Linked DNA regions of Mus musculus: region 1 is linked to region 2. A link is a loop called in an ENCODE intact Hi-C map of the cell type or tissue named here. Cell type or tissue: heart. All regions are shown on one strand. Each heading gives the region's core, and the rest is flanking DNA. Links, peaks and the distances in the headings are about the cores only.

Evidence for each region. A loop is a pair of places that touch in the nucleus more often than their neighbours do. Peaks named below come from ENCODE experiments on the same cell type or tissue, not always from the same donor. Only the 100,000 strongest peaks of a DNase experiment are listed, where the experiment ranks them.
Region 1: a loop joins it to region 2, with 2.3 times the contacts of the local background. A loop is called at or near these places in 1 of 42 quality-filtered maps.

Annotation. Positions count from the first base shown.
Region 1 is chr9:85,790,828-85,793,744 of GRCm38, reverse strand. No RefSeq gene overlaps it. Among named protein-coding and RNA genes, the nearest start is that of Gm22830, 20 kb to the right of the region's middle. In heart, for the core only: no CTCF peak of the experiment used is centred there; no DNase peak of the experiment used is centred there.
Region 2 is chr9:85,840,395-85,843,311 of GRCm38, reverse strand. Tpbg (trophoblast glycoprotein) reads right to left here and starts at 460. Exons shown (of 2, transcript NM_001164792.1): 1 at 357-460. It overlaps LOC115487186 (a long non-coding RNA gene), which reads left to right. Exons shown (of 2, transcript XR_003948199.1): 2 at 97-1,970. In heart, for the core only: a CTCF peak has its summit at 1,283; DNase peaks (open chromatin) are centred at 471 and 1,231; H3K4me3 peaks cover 1,279 bases; H3K27ac peaks cover 770 bases; H3K27me3 peaks cover 263 bases.

The DNA.
Region 1 (2,917 bases), core at 239-2,738, 50 kb after region 2:
TGCCCAAGAACACCTGTAGAGGAAATATTAAAAGGATTTATGAATCATATTTATCTAGATCCTAAAAGTCCATGAAGGACTGAGCTCAATGCTGTATATGACTCATCTCAAAACAAATCTAAAGATGTAAACTACAGTAACCCCATTTCATAGTGAAGATGTGTCTAGAGAACAGCACAGATTAGAATGACACAGCCTGTACTTGGCAGAGTCACTAGCACAAGTCAGTCCTGTCTGACGCCAAAGCCAGTGCTCCTAACAACCACCTTTGCCTGAGAAAGTACGAGGGGGTGTGAGAAGGAGGGCAGAGATATGTTAGATCATGTGGACCCTGAAACATGTTCCCACCGTTAGGAATTCACATATGACAAAGGATTTAACTAGGCAGGAATGTTAACTAGTAACAAAAACTCAAATTAAACTAGATTAAGCCAGGCAGGAAAAATAATAATTTATTGGCTTATTTACTATTTAAAAAGTTGGTAGCTTCTAGAATAGAACCAGTCTAGCTTGGTATTTTATTTACATAGGCTGGCTGTGTCCATGATGAAGATGATAATTCTTCTCATCTTGTAATTACTATTATAATCTTTGTAGTTCATGACCTCAGCTAAGGAACCTTCTTTACACCAATTCCTTTTTATTTTTGTGTGCTTGTTTGTTCTTCTGTTTTTTAAGGGTCTCTATGTGTAGCGTGGAGCAGTGGCAGTTCTGGAACTCACTCTGTAGACCAGGCTGGCTTTGAACTCAGAGAGATCCACCTGCCTCTGCCTCCAAGTGCTGGGATTAAAGTCCACTACCAACTGCCTGACATCACACCAATTCTTAAAAGAGAGTGTTTTTTTTTTTTATCTCGGATCACGTGCTCAATTTTGGATTATGTACTATTTAGGGAAAGTGCAGTCCTCTTGTTGGCTAGCCCAGGAAACACAATATGTTATTAAAAATAACCCTTTCAAGAGGACCACACTACTTGGACAAAGAAATATTTAGCTTAAAGTGTAGATCAATACTACTGGAATAATAACTTCTTCCCCTAAAGCATTTTCTTTTCTTCTTTTTAGCAAGGAAAGTATGAGTGTACAAAACCATTGCTTCACTCTGAAAATAGAAATTATCTTAAGCATAAGAGCCATTCTTATAGGGGGAAAAGAAGATGAACTGTTCTTATCTGAAACAAGTCTGATGGATTGAAAACAGTCTTCAACTTGGAATCTCTCCTGACATCATCTACTGACATGCCTCCCAAGAGGACCACTCCTCATCTAGAGTCATCTTCTCTTCCCTGCAGCCTCCTCGCTCTGACTTGTGTGAACAGCTGACTTGTATTAAGAACTTGAAGTTAGGGCTATTGACAAAGTAGCCCAGAGGAGGGCTTATTCTTTTCTGTTCTTCTTCCCTTCTTCTTCTAATTGCCTAAAAAACCAAGCTTTTAACTCTCCCCAGAAGACTTCTCTGTACTCTTTTCCTAGTGGAGAACTCTTCTTACATTGTATCTAATGTATTTCAGTGTGTTTCCTCATTTTCATCCGTCCTTCTATCAGGAGCCATGTGCTTAAGCTTCTATTTGCTGTATTTACGTGTTGATGGGAGCTCTTAGCTGTTTAACATATAGTGGTGATCAATAAATATTGACTGAGTGAATGAAAACATTATTTATCATCATCATCATCATCATCATCATTATTATTATTATTATTATTATTATTATTATTATTATTATATTGATAAAATGGTAATTCTCTGATTTGGTAAGAGTCAAGACAATGGAATCCAGAAAACCATTTGTAAAACTCAAAGTACTGTTGCGCTCACCTCGTCCAGCGAGAAAAAACGCAACACGGTCGGATTCTTCTCAACAGCCTTTTATATTTCAGGAACACCTCGATGCTACAGGAACTCCGGGAACCCAGGGAGGACTGCTTATATACACCCCAGCACTGGGGAGAGCTATGTGTCCTCCTGGGATTGGTCAGTCAGCCGGCACTTTCATTTGTATGCACCCGCTTGGGAGGGGTTGGCGCCAGATTCGGACTAGCGCCTGCGCAGTGGCATTGTTTACAGAGACGGTGTACCAGAGGCAGGCTCCATCTTTTAGGCGCCCGGCTGCCAACAAAGTACCATGGACATGCCAAAGTTAAGGTTGCAATATATAATCACGTACTCAAATGATTCTCCTACTCGAGTTTGGTATGAAGTGACAAAATCACACGTTTAAGGAGGCATAAAAGGCATACATTTAGGTGAGTGTTGGAGTCTAACAGAGCCGGGTTCTATTGTTAGCTCTTCTGGCTGTTGCTGCTACACAGTGAATTCACTCACTGAACTCCTTCCTGCACTTGTATGCAGAGAAATCAAGCTGGAACTAGACCGGTAGCTTCCTCTTCCGATGCTAGCTTTCATAGCGCTGGAAAGTGCTACGGGAACTGCCGAGGGCGAAAACTCAACCGTAATAGCAACCCATCAGGCCAGACTTGCCAGCTAGTGCAACATTGATGAGCTATGTGGAAGGAACAACCACTTCCTGACTAGATTTGAGGCCCACCATGCAGAACTTAGTGAAAGACCATGGCTTTGGATGTCATAGACCCTCAGGGCCAACAAAACTACTATTGTTTTGTTCATTGGAATGATGTCAGATTTGCCTCTAAGTATTTATATTTAAGATACATAGATGAATGCTCTTCTCAGCCCTGATCAGAGAAACCTGTTTCCCATAGGCAATAGTTGGTGCATAGACCCAAAAACTGATCCAATGTGCTAAGAATAAGTGACCGTTAATTACTTGTCCCTTAGTAGGGCTCTGAAGCCTCCTCTCTCACCAATAAGGCTCAGGAAAGATCACAAAAGAGAGAGCATGAGGGGCTGGAGAGATGGCTCAGTGGTTAAGAACACCAACTGTTCTTCCACAGGTCCT
Region 2 (2,917 bases), core at 305-2,804:
GCCGCTCCTCCCCCTCCCACCTTGGGATGAGAGCGAAGTTTCGGGTTACGGGACTCTTAAGAGCTTTTTTTTTTTTTTGGTACCTCCTTGGATTAGTGTGAAAAGGGGAGCAGAGCCGTACAGCTGTCGCCTACTCTCGACTCCCCAGTTCCTGGCCACCCAGCTCCCCGATCCCGAGAGGATCCAGACATCTCCAGAAAAACGGAGGGAACCCGCCAACAAAGCGGCCGTGGGACCGTGGGCGGTGTGGCAGCCAGGACCCCCCCCCCCCCGGCTCTCTTCACGCCCTAGTATAGAAAGGAACCCTGGTCCCGCCTCCAGGCTCCAAACCTGGCCGCTCGGTCCCCACTGCTCACCTCCGCACCCCGCGCCTGCAAAGCCAACTCCGAGGGCCACCCGAGTCCACGCGCCTTCCCAGCTCCTGCTGCGGGCGCCGACTCTCCTCTCAACCCCAGCCCCTGGCCCAACCTCCACGGCTGGGAAAAACCAAGCCGGGGGGCGGGGGAGGGCCAGGGCTGCAGGAGAGATCGCCGCCGCGCTGGCCACCTCTGCTGCCCCAGGTAGGGGCTTCAGGGAGGGATACGAGGGGCAACCTAGGCTGGGCGACTCCCCTAGGCGGAGATAAATGAGCAACGCATCCCGAGAAGGTGAGGGATTCCCCTTCTGTTCCCCCTCCCCGGCATCCTTTGGTGGTTCCGTATTTTGCATAGCGTATTTACCTCGGACAGAAACAAAACCGCTGGTGGACCTCTTGGAATTCACGCTGCTTCTGGCACCGCTGGCAGTGAGGAGAGGGATTTAAGCGTGAGCAAAGCAGCAGTAGAAGAAGGAGCTGCACAGGTTACATCCGCCGCGGCAAACGCCTGGGTTGTGAGGGAGATTCAGAAAGTCTCCTCTCTCGTGGCTCGGTTTGGCTGGCAACTTCAGTTTATGAGGTAGTTAGTTAATGCCTTCCTACCTGTGCCGCCCCCGCACGTCTAGGGTAGTTATCAAACTTGTAAAGACAGTCAACTTTAAAGTGGGGGAGGGTTACTGGAAAGGACACTCATTCTTGATTCATTATGGGTGGTTTTTTCCCCCCTCCTCTCAAAATTAAAACCAGAGGGAAGAAAATTGCAGCTAAAACACCCCAGAAACAAAAGCAAATTGCAAAGACGTGAGTCACCCGGAAAGCTCCCTACACCAGATGCGGTGCGTTGTGTCAGCACAAGTCACTTACGCAGGGAGCGCTCGCGGCGGGAGGTGGGCGGGCTGACCTGGGAAAGAAGTTTGTCCCAAAGTCTGTCTCCCAGGGGGCGCTGGCAGGCGCCGGATGATGGATTAGGGAAACGACTGGAATGCTTATAGGACCAATGTCATTAAGTCTGGAGAGAGTTGGAGTCCCGAACGCCCTCTCATTGCTCTCTCAAAAAGTCTTATCTGCTTTTCCTCAGTCAAATTTTCCCCAAGTTAAAAGGTGTGGGTGATTACAGACTATTTCATTTTAGAGAGAGAAACGATAGGAGAGATAAGGCTGGGAAAAAGAAGACCCAGTATAATAAAAGTATCAAGTTAAGGAAGCCGGGGATTGTTCCCCACAACATGCATCATGACTGTGGCGGTCCAATTCTGAGTCTATGGCTGTTTCTTTCTGTGGAAAGATAGTCCACAGAAACACCAGCCAAAATGGCCCAGGAAAAAAAGCTGCAGAGCCTGGAGACTGCAGAGATTTGTGCAAAAAGACAGTTTCATTAATTTGCATCTTCAGCACATTTATCTAAATCCCTTTCTCTTATTTTTAAAAGTGTTTTGCAGTATAAATGTGAAAAGCTTTGAGGGGAAAAAAAAACCGACTCAGAAGCTGAAGTCATATGTATGGCAATCATGACGATGGTTATGTAAACCCATACACGTGCTAAAACTCGTAAGACTGTACGCCGAAAAGGGCAATTTTACTGCCTACGTTTGTAGTAAAGTAAATGGCACGGGAAGAATTTTTCTGATCTTCTGGTGTGGTCTTAAATGGTTCTGTCAAAAGAGCAAGTGCTCTTGTGACCTAGCTTTTTAGCATTAAAAAAAAAAAAAAAAAAAAAAAAGTATTCTCATCTCATCTCAACATATACCTCAGAGGCAAGATACACTGTAGCATTGGGACGATCGTCCTGAATCCTTCCTGTTCAGCTTGCCAAACAAGCAAGCAAACAAACAAACAAAAAAGACTATGAGCTAGTGTGATCTGGGGTCAAATGTTTTCTACTTGCCTAGTCATGCCACTTAATAACAATTACCCAATTTTACTCTGCATATCACAACCAAGATAAATCTTCTCACCAGATTTACCCATGAGAAAGCAGGCATGCTGGTATAGAACAATGTCAAGTGGAAGGTGGAGATGGAACCAGGACAAACTTACCTGCTTTTCATGTCTTCCCATTCCATGTCTAGGCCAGATGAAGAGATTTGTGCAAAGTCTCAATCTTTGGATATATTCAGCCTTCAGCCAAAGGGTGGTGATGAATGCATCCAATACACACACACACACACACACAAAGATGTTACAGACTTAGTTAAAACATGAGATTCTTATTTTGTAACCCAATTGTATGGTTTTCCCATGTGAACTTTATGCTGACAGCATCACCATCCAGGCAGGCCTGAGGGAGCCAAATAAGCAACACACCTGAGTGTCTTTCAGCTTCCCTCTGCAGTTCACAGCTACTTAGAACTAGAAGCAGAGGCATTTATAGCTCCAACACTTACACAGGGACCGCTGTTCTGATACTAAATCTGTAAAATGGAGCCACAAGTACAATTCAAAAGATCTCCACGAGAATTGAGATGGCACTTATCAATACCATCTGTTGTCATTCTCTCTCTAATTAATCTCCCTCCAGTTATCAATTATAATTTATTTCCATAACCATGTTAGTGATAGCAG